Linked DNA regions of Homo sapiens: region 2 is linked to region 1. The links are chromatin loops, found by intact Hi-C in ENCODE. Cell type or tissue: mammary epithelial cell. All regions are shown on one strand. Links, peaks and the distances in the headings refer to the core of each region. The heading gives the core; the rest is flanking DNA. Region 1 overlaps RAB30 (RAB30, member RAS oncogene family). Region 2 overlaps RAB30 (RAB30, member RAS oncogene family).

Region 1 (8,735 bases), core at 415-8,414:
CCTATTGGGAGAGAGAGAGAGACCACCTTGCCTGAAGTTTGTAAAGAAATGGAGGGTGACAGTAGTAATGCCCAAAGGCAAAAGGATGGATCAGACAAATGAATTCCTTTTAAGGCACCCTTTCAGAAATGGAGTTCTTTTCTTTGAAGCCAGGAAAGTTTCTTTGTTTTGTCTCTTAAGGATCTACACTTGGCATCAGACCATTCAAAGTCTGCTCTTAATTAAAGTGAAAAAGAACTAATATTTGAGTGCTAACTGTTTACCAAGCACTGTACTTTCAACTTATCTCATCTAATTTTCACAATAATCCTGACAGGTCTATCTCATAGATGAGAAGATTGATGCTCAAATATTGTGCTTCGTCTAAAGTCTCAGCTAATTTGTGGCATACTAGAACTCCTCACACCTAAACTAGTGTTTCCCCTTCTATATAACTCCCCACATCACTCTCCAAAGTGTCAAAGTCAGCAACCACCACCGATTCCGTCAGGAACTAGAACACAGCATCTCCAAAAATTCTGCTTTAAATCAATGGAAAAGTAAAATTTTGGCTCATACCTCAAGAAGTCAAAGAAGTGGTGACTAGCCTTTGTGCTCTGACCTCTTGTCCAAAGGAGTCCAAGAAAGTCTCAATCAAACTCAAATAGATTTGTCACCATACAGATTTAAGACCAATGACTTAAAAAAACAAAACAAAACCATAAAAAAAGACCAATGAAGAGCCGTCTATCAGCCTTGCAAGGGTGAAAGTTATTTTGCAGGTGGAATAATTTGGGCCATAGGCTTCAATAGCAAAAATTGCTTACAGTTACCTCTAATTTGCAAGTCAAAAATACTTGTTTTTATTGCTTTCCACATAAAGCAATTTGACCTCAGTTCTTTTAAACTCATGTATTCTCAAGAGAATCAAACCAACTAAGGAAATGTCATTGATACTTTTCTAAAATAGATCTTGTGGACTGCTTTATGTCAGTGACCCACCAGCCCATCTCTCTTGGGAGTTGGTCTGTTTGTGAGAACTTTAACAGAAGATTCTGCTCTGTTAAAAAGGCCTATCCTAAAATCTTGAAAGAGACACCCATTATTTATTAAACAGAGCAAGGCCTATGTTTAGCAAGTGATAAATGAATATACTTCATGTAACTTCTACTAAAACAATACCTTTTGATTCAACAGGACATCAATGAATGGACCGACAAAGCAAGTCCAGCATAGGGCATAATGGAGGGCCAGTCTCTTGGCCTAACAACGTGCAACCAACCTCTTCCCTGAAAGATAAAGGTGGGATGCACTTGTGGCAGAAGAACGAGGCCCCATTAAAAAAATCATTAGCTATGAATTAACAGATATTTAATTGAACATGTTATGAGAGGCAAAGTACTACATACAACATGGAATTTAGGTTAATAGGTCACCTGCTCCAATCTCCAACCAATTGGATCCTCTCCACATCTTTGCCTCTTGACAGAGGCTATTACCTGAGGCAGACTGTCCCATAGTGAACCAACTTTTTGAGAATGGTCGCCCTGACATGGAACCCAAATCTGTGTCCCTACGGCCTCATTCAGTAGGCCTCATTCCACCCCTCTGAACCACAGAGCATCTTGTTCTAATGCACTAATTGTATTCCCCTCTTTTTCCTAACCTAAGTCTCCCCAAATCCTTCAAGTATTCTTTAAATGGCTTGCATTTAAAATTCCTTCATCAGACTGGTAATGCCTCAATTTGTTTTTAATTTCAAAGTATGGCTCCTGGAAATGATAATAACATTCCAACATCAAGGGACTGAGGAGAGGAGATGAAATGCCATCTCCCTTACTCTAATGTTGCTATATTAATATGTGTTTTGAAGGGATGATAATTTCTTAATTCAGTATGAAAAAATTACCAGTGTGAAGAATGTAAAGGAAGGCATCTTTCCTTCCAAACGCAAATAGGCTCATGCCACAGAAATGAAATCCAAAAAGAAAGTAAAGAAAACATATCCCTCCCTTATCCCAAAATTAGTGTTTAACCATGCTGCTTAAATGGAACACATTTTGTCTGAAGGATGAGAAGCAAATGTTGTTTCACAGCTTTTAATTCTTTAGCGAAGTCTCAAAAGTATCATAGTATAAACATGTCAGGACCATGGTTGAGAAAAGTAACCAGTTGCAGTTAAAACAACAACAACAACAACAAAAAATTTTGGAAAAAAAGGAATGGCAAACTCTAGAAGATCTCTCCCAGAGGCTAATAGAGCAATGATCCCTAAGTACTCATTACTATGAAATACAGAGTTCTACAAGATTAAGAAATAAAAAAGACATTAGATTTTTGCCCTAAATGACAGGTAATAAATCTAAACTTAGGAACATTTCCTCACAGTTCAAAAAGTTCTGCCCACCTTGATTAACTTGTTTTCTGAATACCTTTAGTTGCTGGCTTAGTGGAGAAGGCCATTGGTTTGATATGCAAAAAAAAAAAAAAAGATTTTTTTCTGATTGTGCTATTTCATTCATGTGGCTTGGCTTAAAAGAAGATGTTTCACTTTAGTAGGAAGACCAATTCAAACATCATTTACAACTGACGTTTATTCAGTATGAGTCATGAACTGAAACTTGGTGTGGGATCTGGTGGAATTATGGGCTAGCTTAAAGGGTAATGTGGCAAATCATTGGCCTAATTCTGTGGGAATCACCAGTGTCCTCCCAAGGCATATATTCATGAATGAAAGAAGATAAGAACCCAGTCCTTTGCTAAATCTGGCGTCTCTGGCCAAATCTAAACGGCTTAAATAATCCTCATCCAAATATCTTATTTTGGCCAATCGTTTCTACCTTCCTTATAAACTCTAAATCAGAACTTGACACATTGTCAAATCAACCCATTTAACTTTCATTTTTAGTTTTCTTGCCACTTTACTCAGGGAGAGATAAAAACGTGAAATGATTAAAAGACCGAGAAAAAGAAAGGCCAGGAAGAACCCATGGCCTAATCTAAGTAATCCATCAAAAAAGATAATTGGCCCTGTAAATTCAAAAAATATTAATATAATTCAACAGATTTAATAAAAGCACACAAAGGGAGAAAAAGCCTTCTATGGGCAAAGAAGCACAAAATCCTTTGAGGATGTAGTCTATACAAAGCCATAAGAAAATATCATTATCAGCAAACTATTATTTCATAGATTTTCCCAAGCCTGACTCCATGACATGAGTATCATGCATTTTCACTGGAAACTGAAAAAAGTTTTGCCATATATTTAATAACTTTATTGAATGAAGAAAAAGATCACACCAAAAATGGAGGAATACATCAACCCTGGTGGTCTTAGTAGACCGAGCCAAATTAAACTATATGATAAAGCAATTTCTCTTTTTTCATCCACCACTAAATGAGAGTTCATTTTTATCTAAAGAAGGCTCATCTTAGCAAATATTGCCATGACAATAAGACTGTTAGGCAAACCAATAAATTTAGGTTCTGGCCTGGGTTAAGATGACTGTATTTAGTGTCCTTTCTCAAGTTCTACTTGAAGGAATTTCTGTTTAATCAAAAAAAGCTCCCCCAACCACTACCACCCCACCTTGGCACTTAAATGTTTATTTGACTAATATTTATTGCACCTACAATATTGTCAGGGATTGTTTTCAAACTTCAGATATATTAGTAGACAAGTATCCATAAGGCCTAATCTGGAATTCATACAACTAAGAAAAAAAGAAACAAAGTCCCACATTCTCATGTGTTCCTGCTGATGGGCTGTGGATGGGTAAGTTATGGAAAGGCTGGGAGGAGCAACAAGGAAGATAGAGGCCAAGACCAGAGCTTTTTAATCCCCTTCTGAGTCTGGCCAAGGGTATATAGAGAAGGCTAAACCCTAGGGAATAATACAAGTGTGACCCTAAAAGGTATTATTTTGCAACTAAATCAGTCCAATCTAACACAGCCATTTCCTCTAAGTTCACAAAGCAACTTTATTTTCAACACACTTGCAACTGTGAGACAAAGTTGGGTCATCATGTGCTGGGGACACTGGATTTTTGCCCTAAATGACAGGTAATAAATCTAAACTTAGGAACATTTTCTTACAGTTTAAAAAAAATTCTTCTGCCCTCCTTGATTAACTTGTTTTCTGAATACATTTAGTTGCTGGCTTAGTGGAGAGGATGGGGAGGGAAAGGCAACAATTATTATAAATTATTTTGGTTTTTATTAAAATGACTTTTCTTTCCTGCAGAGACAGATTCTAAAAGAAAAACAAGTCAAACTTCTGGGATGCCTTTCTCTTTCCCACAGGATCAGGAAAAACACAGTGAGGCCAACCAAAAGTATCAGCCCCTTAAAAAATATGCATAATCTCATGTGCAAGACACTGGTCAATCTAGAACCTGCTAGAGAAATGCCAGAAATGCTTTATCCACATCATGTCTCTACATGACTAATTTCTTTACAATTAAATAGCTTTCAAACATCAACATATCAGAACTGAGATTGTCACCATCTACAGCAACAGTGGAATTACACATCATATCCTTATTCCATTACTCATCCCTCAGTTATGCTAAGCAGCAAGCTACAGAAACATCTGACAGCATCAACAGCATACAGGTTTAATTATTTTCCCAATTTGCATTTATATCAGTGAACAAATTGGAAGCTATCAAAGTATGGCACTGAAGAAAAAGAAACACATATTCAGCAGCACATCTCCCATTTTGAGTCCTGTTTTTAAATTGGCTAAGTAAAGGCATATACACCTCCATTTGAATTGGAGATTTGCAGTAACACAGGCATATAAGGATGGGAGGGAAGGAGGGAGGGAGGGAGGGAAGAAGAAAAGGAGAGACCAGAAAAATAGAGAGGAAAAGAGAAAGAAAAAAGAAAGAACATATGGTTAAGCGTCTGAAGGTAACATTATTACAAGAAGGAGGGGATAAATGACAGTTCAATCTGCTTCCACGAGCAGAATTTTTCTAAGGTTATCATCGAAGATATAAAAATGGGTCGTGAGACTTTTCATCTGTTGCTATTCTCACTTATCATACTAAAAAATCTACAAAATCCTAAGCCTTGGTCTGTCCAAGATGGAGAGTACCAGGAAGTAAAAGATGTGACCTACTATCAAGGACTGTGCTCTGCTAGGAGCCCTGCACTACAGTCCATTAATCCACAGTATTTTGGTCATATCTGGTCTGTTTCCTCATACTACTCAAAATGTGTTAGAGCTAAGTTTTTATATTAGAATGTCATCAACCATTTGTTTATTTTTTTCATTTTGCAAACGTTTTCATTTACATAAAGGGCTGGAGAGACAAGAAAGTGGTAGAGATTCAGAGGGGAACATAAAAGGAAAAGTATTCTCTTTTCCCAAAAATCCACCTTTAAAAAGGTAGTAATGAGACTTTGAGAAAGAGTGCTGATTCATGGACTTCCCCCATTTTTTTATTTCTATATAACACATTTAAGGACATTAATGTACTAAAACGTTTGGTCTGTGAAATAGCGGAATCATTAGCACCAAAAGGAGTTATGGAGCTTGTATATATTATTAAAACAATGATTGTTACTGTTGGTCATGGGTAAAGGTTTCATTTCATTTTTACATCCCAAAGTTCTTGAAAGTGCCTGTGGACAAGAGAAATAACACTTTTCAAAATCTCCATGGGGTCGTCAATACGCACCACAGAGACTGTACTTGGCCTTCCCAGTTTTGGTTTATCTGGTAGACAAGAAAACCAGGGCCCCCAGATGATTACCACCGAAGCCCTAAAGAAGAGTTCCCACATGCACCCACTGATGTGCAGGAGGGATCCCTACAGTACATTTCCCCCCGGACTCTGTTTAGGAATGCGCTTTTACTTGCTTTTTAAAAAAACAAAAGCAACATGCTCTGCAGATCATGGAGTGCCTAGTGCAATTTTCTCCTTGCTCCAACTCCAGACTGGAAAAGGGTGAAACCATTATATGTTCTGCTAATGCTGGCCTGTGGTCGAGGCCCTTGGCCTGCCATGCTTTGTAAGCTCAGGAGCCCACAGGAGTCAGAAGGTCAGAGAGCGGGAGCCACAGTCATCGCCAGATCTCCCCAGCATCTCATGGCCCATCAGGGCAGTTGCTGATTCCTTTTCTTCTCCGTGCCTCAGCCTTTAGTTGAAATTACAACAAGTCAAATAGCTGATGCTTTTCCCTTCTCCAGGTAAGGGTGAGGATACATTGTTCACAAGTGTGTTCTGTCTGGCTTCACTGATGAGTCGGCATGCTAAGTCAAGGAAGAGTTTCTCCACATTATCAGATTCCTTGGCTGAGGTCTCCAGATAATACATGTCCTGAGCTTCTGAGAATTCTTCAGCTCGCTGCTGGGAAACCTCTCTCCTTTCAGCCAGGTCAATCTTGTTGCCTATAACAGTAGTAAAATCAAATAAAGAATCAGCATTTGACTTTTTGCAGGCTGAGAAGCATCAAAATTCAACTCCATATCTGAAGTCAAGCCAGACAGATGGGCGAGTAAAACAAAACAAATGTGACTGTGATTACTGAAATGTTTACTTTAAAATATGAGTGCCAGCTGGGCGCAGTGGCTCACACCTGTAATCCCAGCACTTTAGGAGGCCAAGGCGGGTGGATCACCAGGTCAGGAGTTCGAGACTAGCCTGGCCAATATGGTGAAACCCCGTCTCTACTAAAAATACAAAAATTAGCCAGGTGTGGTGGCACGCACCTGTAGTCCCAGCTACTTGGGAGGCTGAGGCAGAAGAATCGCTTGAACCCCAGAGGCAGAGGTTGCAGTGAGTCGAGATCATGCCACTGCACTCTAGCTTGGGTGACAGAGTGAGACTCTGTCTCAAAAAAAATAAATAAATAAAAAATGAGTGCCATTCATAATGGCAAGAACTGGAGACAACCCAAATGTCCATCGGTAGGGCACTGACTGAATAAAGTATGGCACATCCACCCAATGGAGTATTTGCTGCCATAAAAATCAATTAGGAGTATTTCTATATACTGCCATGTAATGGAAACACTGGGATATACTGTTAACCAAAAAAAAAGCGAAGCAGAAAAAAAAAGCATATACAATACGCAACTGTCTATCCAAGAAAAAGGGAAGGATATGAATACATATATTATACACACATTTTATTTATTTTTTTAATAGAAGACTAGACCAAAATCTTAATTTAAAAGAAAATGGTTACCTATGAAAGGAACAGGGTTGAGGTGAAAGGAATAGAAACCAGACCTCTCTGAATATACTTTGTTTTGTAGATTTTACTTTAGGAACTTAAAAATGCTTTATATAATTATACAATTAATTTCAAAATTAAATTTAAAAAGCAATCCCTAAAAACTGAGAGCAAAATTAAACAAATGAACATGTTCATCATGTGTGGAATAACCACACAGACCGTAACCCTTTTTTTCTTTTAACTGAGACAAGGTCTGGCTCTATTGCCCAGGCTGGAGGGCAGTGGCGCGATCCTGACTTGCTGCAACTCCACCTCCTGGGCTCAAGCCATCTTCTCCCACCTCAGCCTCCCAAGTAGCTGGGACTACAGGCAGGCACTACCATGCCCAGCTAATTTTTTTTTTTTATTTTTTGCAGAGACAGAGTTTCGCCACGTCCAGGCTGGTCTTGAACTTGTGAGCTTAAGCGATCCACCTGCCTCGGCCTCCAGAAGTGCTGGGATTACACGCAATTGAGCCACCGAGCCGGGCCAACAGAGTAACTATTTCAAGGTGCTTAAGATACAGTAATTTAACAGTGCAACCCCAGTGGTATATAGCCTAAGGACAAAAAGAATTGAAGGAAACAATCTTGAACTGTTTCAGTAATCATCTTTTTGGTGGTACTGTTGGTATTATTATTCTGAGGTTGCTATCTGTGTATTATGGGATAAAGCAAATGAGTAATTATGCTGGTACCATTGGGAACTGGGACTTTTGGCATAGGAAAAAGGAAATATAAATATAAAATTAATGTGGTTAAGTAAAATTTCTGCAGTCCTGAATTATAAATAGAAGTATCAGTATGAATAATTCATGATGTATTTTATCTTTAAAAAGTTTTCCACCTACCTCAAATTCTCCAGGAAACCTGACAAAGGTGTGTCAATTGTATTATCTGGCAACACCGCTTATGGTAAAAATGACCCCTGATTGATAAATGACTTCTGGCCTGGGAATTCTATCTAAGAATTATAAATACCTAATGGAAAGCCATAACTTTGAGCTTCCCTGAATGTGGTGACTTCATTTGAAGAGACCCTGGAAGTTATGATTGTGGAGTTGTTATAATAGATTTAGTCTCCTATGGGGTATTGAGGCTGCTAGGCCAAGGCAGATCCTCCATCTGTTTGACATGAGCCTTGTTCCCTCATACTAGAATCGTCTGGGGGTTGCGGACTGGGTAGGAGGTCCTGGAAAATTACGTGGACTGCTACTGGGATTACTTCCACTGAAGAGGGTTGCCGGATGCTGATCTGCTGTCAAGCTGTATTTCCTGTCCTGTGTCCTTCTAAGTGAACACGATGCCACGCGTGGTCTACGGTAGTCTTGTGAGTCGGAACGCTAGCAGAACCTAATAGGAAAACTCTCTTGAGGATACTACAGAATCCACCACACACATGCACACATACACACAAGCTCTGTCCACTGAAAGGCCTAAAAACAATGGCCCATCAGGAGGGCTCCTAACACCTCGGTTGTGGCCTCTAAATACGACTTCCCATTGAAAAGAAAGCACTTCTTGAAGA
Region 2 (8,735 bases), core at 479-8,478, 54 kb after region 1:
CAGGTATGAACCTTAGCATCCAGGCTGTTTAAATATTTTTAAACAAATTCTACATCATATCATTTTATTCCTATGTACCTCAGAACTCATCTCTATATTATTCATCTTCTTACATTATACTATTATTATCACACCTGAATAAAAGTAACAGTAATTCCTTGATATCATCTCAAAAATTTCTTTTTACACACATCTACATGCATACTTGTAGCAGCACAATTCACAATTGCAAAGATATGGAACCGACCTAAGTGCCCATCAACCAATGAGTGGATAAAGAAAATGTGGTATATATCCACCATAGAATACTACTCAGCCATAAAAAGGAATAGAATAATGTCTTTTGCAGCAACTTGGATTGAGCTGGAAGCCATTATTCTAAGTGAAGTAACTCAGGAATGGAAAACCAGATACCTTGTTTTCTTACTTAAGTGGGAACTAAGCTGTGAGGACACAAAAACAATACAGAGCAATATAATGAAATTTGTGACCTGGGGAAGGAGTGGGCAAGGGGAGTGAGGGATAAAAGACTACATACTGAGTAGGGTGTACACTGTTTGGTTGACAGGTGCACTAAAATCTCAGAATTCACCACTGTAGAATTTATCCATGTAACCAAAAACCACTTATAACCCAAAAGCCATTTAAAAAAATTTTTTTAATGTCTTTTCAATGCCAGGTGTGGTGGCTCATGCTTATAATCCCAGCATTTTGGGAGGCCAAAGCAGGAGGATCGCTTGAGACCAGGAGTTCAAGAGCAGCCTGGGTAACATGGTGAGACCGCATCTCTTCAAAAAAAAAAAAAAATTAGTTGGGTGTGGTGGTATATGCCTGTAGTCCCAGCTTCTTGGGAGCCTGAGGTGGGAGGACTGCTTGATCTCAGGAGGTCAAGGCTATGTTGAGCCGTGTTCATGCCACTGTACTCCAGCCTGAGAAACAAAGCAAGACCCTGTCTCAAAAAAAAGTCTTTTTTTGGCTGCGTGTGGTAGCTCACCCCTATAATCCCAGCACTTTAGGAGGCCGAAGTGGGCAGAACACCTGAGGCTAGGAGTTCGAAACTAGCCTGGCCAACATGGTGAAACCCCATCTCCACTAAAAAACAAAAGTTAGCTAGGCATGGTGGCACGCACCTGTAATCCCAGCTACTCAGGAGGCTGAGGCAGGAGAATTGCTTGAACCCGGGAGGCAGAGGTTGCAGTGAGCTGAGATCGTGCCATTGCACTTCAGCCTGGGCAACACAGCAAGACTCCACCTCAAAAAAAAAAAAAAAGTCTCTTTGCAATTAAACTAAATTATGTCCCCCCACAAGTTCATACATATGTTGAAGCCCTAATTCCCAGTACCTTAGAATGTGACTGTTCATGTATTTGGAGATAGAGCCATTAAAGAGGTAATTAAGTTAAAATGAGATTGTTAGGGTGGGCCCTAATCCAATCTAACTGGTGTCCTTATAGAAAGAGGAGAATAGGACACGTAGCAGGACACTGGGAGTGTGCATATATAGAGAAATGACCATGCAAGGAGGTGGAAAGAGGGCAGCCATCTGCAAGCCAAGGAGAGAGGCCTCAGAGGAAACCAATCCTGCCAGCACCTTGATCTTGGACTCCTAGCCTCCAGAACTGTGAAAATACTAATTTCTGTTGCTTAAGCCACCCAGTGTGTGGTATTTTGTTATGGCAGGCCTAGCAAACTAACACATAGACTATCCGAATAAAAACAAGGTTCACACATGACATCTGGTTATAATTCTTAAGTCACTTTATTATTTTTTTCATGTCATTGACTTGTTGCGGAAGCCAAGTCAGTTGTCTGACAGAATGTTCTACATTCTAAATTTCTCTGTTTGTTTCCTTAGAGTGTAATTCCACTTGTCATCCTTTCCCCCATCTTTCCAATATATTAAAGTTAGCTCTAGAGACTTGATGAGATTTTAGGAGTCAACATTTGGGTAAGAATATTCCGTAAGTGGTTCTGCGTATTCTTTTTTTTTCTTTTTTTTTTTTGAGATGGAGTTTTGCTCTTCTTGGCCAGGCTGGAGTGCAATGGTGCAATCTCGGCACACCGCAACCTCCGTTTCCCGGGTTCAAGCGATTCTCCTGCCTCAGCCTCCAGAGTAGCTGGGATTATAGGCATGTGCCATCATACCTGGCTAATTTTGTATTTTTAGGAGAGATGGGGTTTCTCCATGTTGGTCAGACTGGTCTCGAACTCCCAACTTCAGGTGATCCGCCTGCCTTGGCCTCCCAAAGTGCTGGGATTACAAGTGTGAGCCACCAGGCCTGGCCTGCATATTCTCTTTTTAACCTGACAAAAAATGCATAGGTAAACTTAGTCGAGGTTCTTTTCTGCCTCTATTTGTCTTGACCATGTGCTGATGAAGCACCTGCTCATCTCCACACTATTTGTTTGGGTTAGTTGGTGACGTTCACTTCATCCTACAGAAGAGTTTTGCTTTGACCTACCCCTTGAGAGCTGAAAGGACGCCAAAGAAAGACTGGAAGTAGAAAAGACAGAGCCGTCCACTCTTTGTGACCATATTCCATATGTCCAGTGTGTGCCCACACTACAACCCTATCAGATGTCTCAATAGTAGTGATCCTTATTTCCTAGGACTCACTCACATCCTTGCCCACTGACTTCCCCATTAGAGCCTTTTAAACCCCCTGGGAATCTAAAGCTATATTATGACCCAGAGTTTAGATCTAACAGTAACAAAGCTTGCTAGGTTTGTGCTTGCTTCTTGGTTTTTTAAAAAACAACATTTGTTTTAGTAATACAAACACAGGTGGTTAAACTGTACAGAAAAGTAAGAGAACGATGAACACAAAAGTCAGGATAATCATTATGTCTGGTGAGGAGGAAAGGGGGTATGATTTCAGGGCAGAGAGTAGACAAACAGCTTCTAGGATACAAATAATGTTCCATCTGATAAATTGGATGGCAAATTCACAATTTTCTTTCTTTTATTTTTTGAGACAGCATCTCACTATTTTGCCCAGGCTGGTCTTGAACTCCTGGCCTCAAGAAATCCTCCAACCTCAGCCACCTGAGTAGCTGGAATTGCAAACATGTGCTACTGCATCTGGTCACAATTTTTATGTTCTTCTTTAAACTGTAAATATGTATTTAAAACATTCTTTCATATGCATTGTATGTTTCGCATTAATTATTTTTATGTAAGCAGTCCACCATAGCTAGAACACAGGGTTTGAAGAGTAGAGTAAAAGGAGAAAAGAATGGAAAAAGAGTGTACTCTAAAGGTAAATAGGAACCTTAATCATGCTCTCTTGGGAGTAACATCAGGGAACATTTATACCCAATATTAATTAAAATGACTTTCTCATAATCTATCTATCAAGAATGATAGGAAAAATCCATTTTTTCTAAGTTACCTAGATATGAAATACCCGACATCTTAAGCATCTCACTGGGGAACATAATAATATGGTTTTGATGTATTTTTCCAGGGAGAGGAGTTTCAGCTTGCCCTAGGGAACATGTTTGCCTCAAATTCTTTTTTTTTTTTTTTTTTTTTTTTTTTGAGACAGAGTCTTGCTCTGTCACTCAGGCTGGAATGCAACGGCATGACCTCAGCTCACTACAACCTCTGCTTTCCGGGTTCAAGTGATTCTCCTGCCTCAGCCTCCGGAGTAGCTAGGATTACAGGCACATGCTACCACACCCAGCTAATTTTTGTATTTTTAGTAGAGACGGGGGTTTCACCATGTTGGTCAGGCTGGTCTCGAACTCCTGACCTCAGGTGATCTGCTCACCTTGGCTTCCCAAAGTGCTGGGATTACAGGTGTCAGCCACTGAGCCCGGCCTGCCTCAAGTTCTTAAATGACACAAAGCTGGGAGGGATGTGGAACAAATGTTTTATATTACAGAATTAAAATATATCTTGGCAAGCTAGAGTGACAGGTCAAATTTAGGCCAATTTCTAATAACATCTCCCATTTGTTGAGAACACTCGATATGCCAAGAGCTTTACATAATTTATCTCACTTAATCCCTACAACCACACTGTGAAGCTGAAATCCAGGAAAGTAACTTGCCCAAGGTCATAAGGCAAGTTAATAACAGAGTTATGATTTGAACCTAGGTTTGCAGGCTCAAGTTTCAGTCTCAAGTGAGATTCCTTCAGCCACCAGAAATTAACATTCAAAACTGAATCCTCTGCTACCACACTGGGAATTAAGAAAACAATAATAAATAAATAAAAATCTCAATCCTCTTTAATTCAGCATGTCACCCTCAGAAAACTGCATCACCCAACCTCAAGCCCCTTGGGCATATGAGGGTATCAAGTACCTCCAAAGAATGATCAGATCAAATGAAAAAAAAACCAAACAAACAAAAACAAAAAAGAATAATCAGATCAGGCCATTTTCATTAATGTAACACTTGGGGACCTCGACAGCTGCCAGGAAACCTCCATCTGTCCTCAAGAGCAAGTCCATCCTCAAAAGCAAGCTGTAACAGGATTCTCTCTGCAACCCATTCCCAGCTCAGCCATGTCTGCCTCCCCATCTGTATTTAAGACTGCAAAACTCAAGCTCTGCAGTTATAAACGGAGGCCACTTACCACAAAGATTGCTGAGCAAGAGCCCTCAGCCAGGCTATTGCCTACCTTCAATTTTCTCTCGTCCTCAGGGGCACTGTGATTTGATGGGTGTGTACAGCTGAGAGAACAGCACAACCGGCTCCAGTGCACAGTCATATCCAATGGAGCTATCCCAAAAGACAGCCAGAGAATTTTAATGAAAACCAGAAAACCCCTGGCTGCTAAGTCCAACTGCGGTTCAGGCCTGCCAGCCCCTCCCCCTGCAGCTAAGAATCTCTGAGCCAGCTTTGCCCCAAAGAGCAGGGAAGAAAATCCATTTTGCACTCAGTAAATCCTTCCATAGCAGCCACTTCGCAGAGTCATTTAGGTTAAAGGTGAGGCATATGATAACTGCAACAGGACCCAGGGACCCTGAGAGGCACAGGGTGTGGCAGCAGCAGATTTGAGCCAACAGATTATGAAACAGTCATTTAAAAAAAAACAAAAAGTCTTTCCTTCTGCCAAAGCTCTCTGCCCACAGCTGCATACAAGGCTAGTGAGGAATCTTAACAAGCTTAAAGGGGCCGTATTTCAGATACTCCAGAACCAAGGTGGGAGGAAATAAGTATTTTGAGCACTTACTATGTATCAGGTGCTCTGATCTCATTTCATCCTCACTGTGAGATGGGAACTGTAAACTGCAGGTAACAGATAAGAACATTGACTCAGAGAGGTTCCATAACTTGTCCAAGGAACACAGTTAGCAAGAGGGGAAGCAAGACTGAAAGTTCAGTGTGGGTGAGGCTCATCAGAAGTATCAAACTTTTTGTTCACAGAGAGCAGAAAAAAATAAAAAGAAAAGAAAGGAAAAGAAATACTAAACTCAAAATCCTGACTAATAAAAAGAATGATCATTTATTGACCACTGGCTATGTGCCAGGCACTAAGCTAATATTTTTACATGCACCGTATCATCTAATCCTCACAGCAACTAGATAAGATACAGGTCATTATTACCTCCATTTAATAATGAGCAAACTATGGCTCAGACATTCAATAATTTGATCAAGGTCACTGCATCACCAGGATTGGAACCCAGGTCTACCTAATTCTAGAGTGCTCACCTTAAAACACTCATCCTAACAGCATTCAGAAGGGAGCCACCTAGATCATCATGCCAAGCACGCAAGTTGCAGCAAGATTTCTGCTCCCCTCCCCAGCAGGTAATGCATATTCCAGACTTGCCTTTCAATTCCTCCCAGCAATCTTCAGTGGAGGCACAGTATCACTGGCTCTGGGGAAGGTGATAGCTATGTCTCTACCTTCCCATGCACCATGGACTCAGTTGTCCCGACATGAGTGAAGGAGAAGGCCACCACCATGATCCAGAGACTCACATGAGTATAGAAGCAGACAGCTTCTTTCCCCAGGCCCTGCTCCATAGGCCCATGCAACCTCAAGCAGCAACCTCTTCCTCAACAGCTCACAGGCCTGTTTTGTATTCTTAACAGGAGACCACGTGCCTCCTTTTTAAGCAACTGTGATTTCCCAAGGGAGATGACTGTCTAGACACAGCATCTATCTTGACAACCAGACTGGGCCACACGATGTTAGGTTTGATAATTTAATTTTAGGGTCTGTGTTCAGCTCTCCAGTGAAGGCTCTGTGCTTGGCACCCCTGGGTAATCAGATCGAGTATCACTCAGTGCAACAGCTGACACCCTGGGTTAGAACTGTCTTTCCAGCCAGGCAAGTGTTACTTGCGGGAAGTCACAGGCATCTTATGGATCACACACACACAGGCACAACACACAAACAGTTCCATTAATGAGGCTGAAACTTGATAGAACTCTTCTATGCATGTTCAGAATTAAGTGCCAGGCTTTGACTGGTGGTGGACTGAATACTTAATATGTATCAGGTACTGTGGTGGGTACATTCACAGCCAATATCTTAACTGACCCGCACAACATTCTGTAAGGTAGATAGAACTGCTATTATACAGATGAGGCAACTAAAGCCCAGAAAGATAGCATAATTTGCCCAAAGTCACACAGGAAGTGGCAAAGCTCAGGTTCAAATTCTTTTTTTTTTTTTTTTGAGATGGAGTCTCACTCCACCTCCCAGGCTGGAGTGCAGTGGCACGATCTTGGCTCACTGCAACCTCCACCTCCCAGGTTCACACAATTCTCCTGCTTCAGCCTCCACAGTAGTTGGGAATACAGGCAGGCACCACCATGCCCAGCTAATTTTTGTATTTTTAATGGAGACAAGGTTTTATTATGTTGGCCAGAGCTGGTCTCGAACTCCTGACCTCAAGTGATCTTCCTGCCTCGGCCTCCCAAAGTGCTGGGATTACAGGCATGAGCCACCAGGCCTGGCCTCAAATTCATTTTTAATACAACTTCAACACCCTTTCAGTCAATTATGAGTCCATTCATTTATTCCTCAGATAGTTATTGAGCACTTTCTATGAGCCAGCTACTGTGACACCTACAGAGGATACAACTGTTAACATAAGGTAGGTCCAGTTACCAAAGAACTACTGTTCTCATGAGGATAGATGACAATGCAGATAGATAATTACAGAATGATGAGATGAGGCCTCAGAGGACTGATGGGATCAGGCCTCTCTGAGAAAGTGAGATGTGAGCTGAGACCTGAAAGATGAGAATAAGCCAGGCATTTGCAAAGCTAGGAAAAGAGCGCAGGCAATAGATACAAGAAGTGCAAGGGTTAGCTACCAGAAAAGGCTTGGCGTGTCCAAGGAACATAAAGGAGAACAGGGACCAAGGCTGGGTGAGCAACAGGGAAAAAAGAACGGTTGAGATGACACAGGGCCTCGTTGACCATGGAAAACACTTTGAATTTTGTCCAAAGGGCAATGGGAGATCAAAGAAGAGTTTTAATCAGGGAAATAGTGTAATCTGACTTGCGCTTTAAAGAGATAATTCTGGTTGCTGTGTGGAGAAGTGAGTGTAGGGAGTGGGCAAGACTTAAGAATAGGGGAGAGATAATGGTGGCCTGGACCAAGATAATGGTAGGGGAGAGGATTTTATATTTGGGAATAACAAAGAAAATACTTGAGGTGATACTAAGTGTTTTTTTAAAAAATAAATAAATAAAAACTTTGAAATTTAATTACAATTTTAAAAAATAAAAAGACAAACGAATTTTTTTTTTGAGACAAAGTCTTATTCTGTCACCCAGGCTGGACTACAGTGGTGTGATCTCGGCTCACTGCAACCTCTGCCTCCAGGGTTCAAGCAATTCTCCTGCCTCAGCCTCCCTAGTAGCTGGGATTACAGGCGCCCACCACCATGCCTGGCTAATTTTTGTATTTTTAGTAGAGACAGGGTTTCGCCATGTTGGCCGGACTGGTCTTGAACTCCTGACCTCACGTGATCCACTCACCTCGGCCTCCCAAAGTGCTGGGATTACAGGTGTGAGCCACTGGACCCAGCCGAATGAATTTTTTAAAAAATAATGAAAATACTTGCTGATGAATGGTATGTGAATGGTGAAGGGAACAAACTCCTGGGTTTCTAGCTTGAACAACTGGGTAGAGAGTGGTACCACGTATTAAGAGAGACTGGAGGAGAAGCAAAATGCTCGTGAGATAGCCAACTATATCACACTAAGAAGAAAAAAAAAGTGGACCCCAGTTGTGTTTGTTCAAGGGGAAGCTAGGAATTAAAGGCCTGAAGCTGCTACTCTGGTGAAGATAAAGTGTTTGGGGGTTATGATAGAGAGTAAAGTGCAAGAATCTGAAAGGATGCCTTAGGAAACAGGGGTTCCACTTACTTCATGTGGCCATCACTGCCAAACTGGGACCAACGTGCGGAAGACAGACAGGAAAGGAATTCAGTCTGACATAAGGAAGGCTGTCTCGTGGTCAGAGTGAAATAAGCTGCCTTGGGAGTGGGAGAGGGTGAATGATGACTTCTCTGTCATTGGAAGGGTTAAAGAAAAAAACAGATGACTCCTTGACTGGAGGGTTAGAGAGAGAATTCAGTAATTGAATAGGGAAAATGCTACATAAAATCCTTCTAAACTCTGGAATTCTGTGGTTTTAAGATAAAATCTTAATTAATCTAACCTTCAGGACTGGAGTTTCTCCAACAGGGCAGAACTCCCTTGGTATGTCCTACCTCTCAGAAGGCAAATGAGATCAACGTTAGCTAATTTTAGT

What was found. Hi-C counts contacts between places; a loop is a spot of excess contacts. Peaks named below come from ENCODE experiments on the same cell type or tissue, not always from the same donor. Only the 100,000 strongest peaks of a DNase experiment are listed, where the experiment ranks them.
Region 2: it touches region 1 in a loop (3-fold over the local background); 11 of 110 quality-filtered maps call a loop at or near these places.

The regions. Positions count from the first base shown.
Region 1 is chr11:82,976,037-82,984,771 of GRCh38, forward strand. RAB30 (RAB30, member RAS oncogene family) reads right to left here. Exons shown (of 5, transcript NM_001286060.2): 5 at 1-6,379. The coding sequence ends at 6,129. Among named protein-coding and RNA genes, the nearest start is that of SNORA70E, 61 kb to the right of the region's middle. In mammary epithelial cell, for the core only: no CTCF peak of the experiment used is centred there; DNase peaks (open chromatin) are centred at 2,595 and 4,475; H3K27ac peaks cover 2,330 bases.
Region 2 is chr11:83,029,542-83,038,276 of GRCh38, forward strand. The region is part of intron 1 of RAB30 (RAB30, member RAS oncogene family); the gene reads right to left. Among named protein-coding and RNA genes, the nearest start is that of SNORA70E, 7.7 kb to the right of the region's middle. In mammary epithelial cell, for the core only: no CTCF peak of the experiment used is centred there; no DNase peak of the experiment used is centred there; H3K4me3 peaks cover 924 bases; H3K27ac peaks cover 332 bases.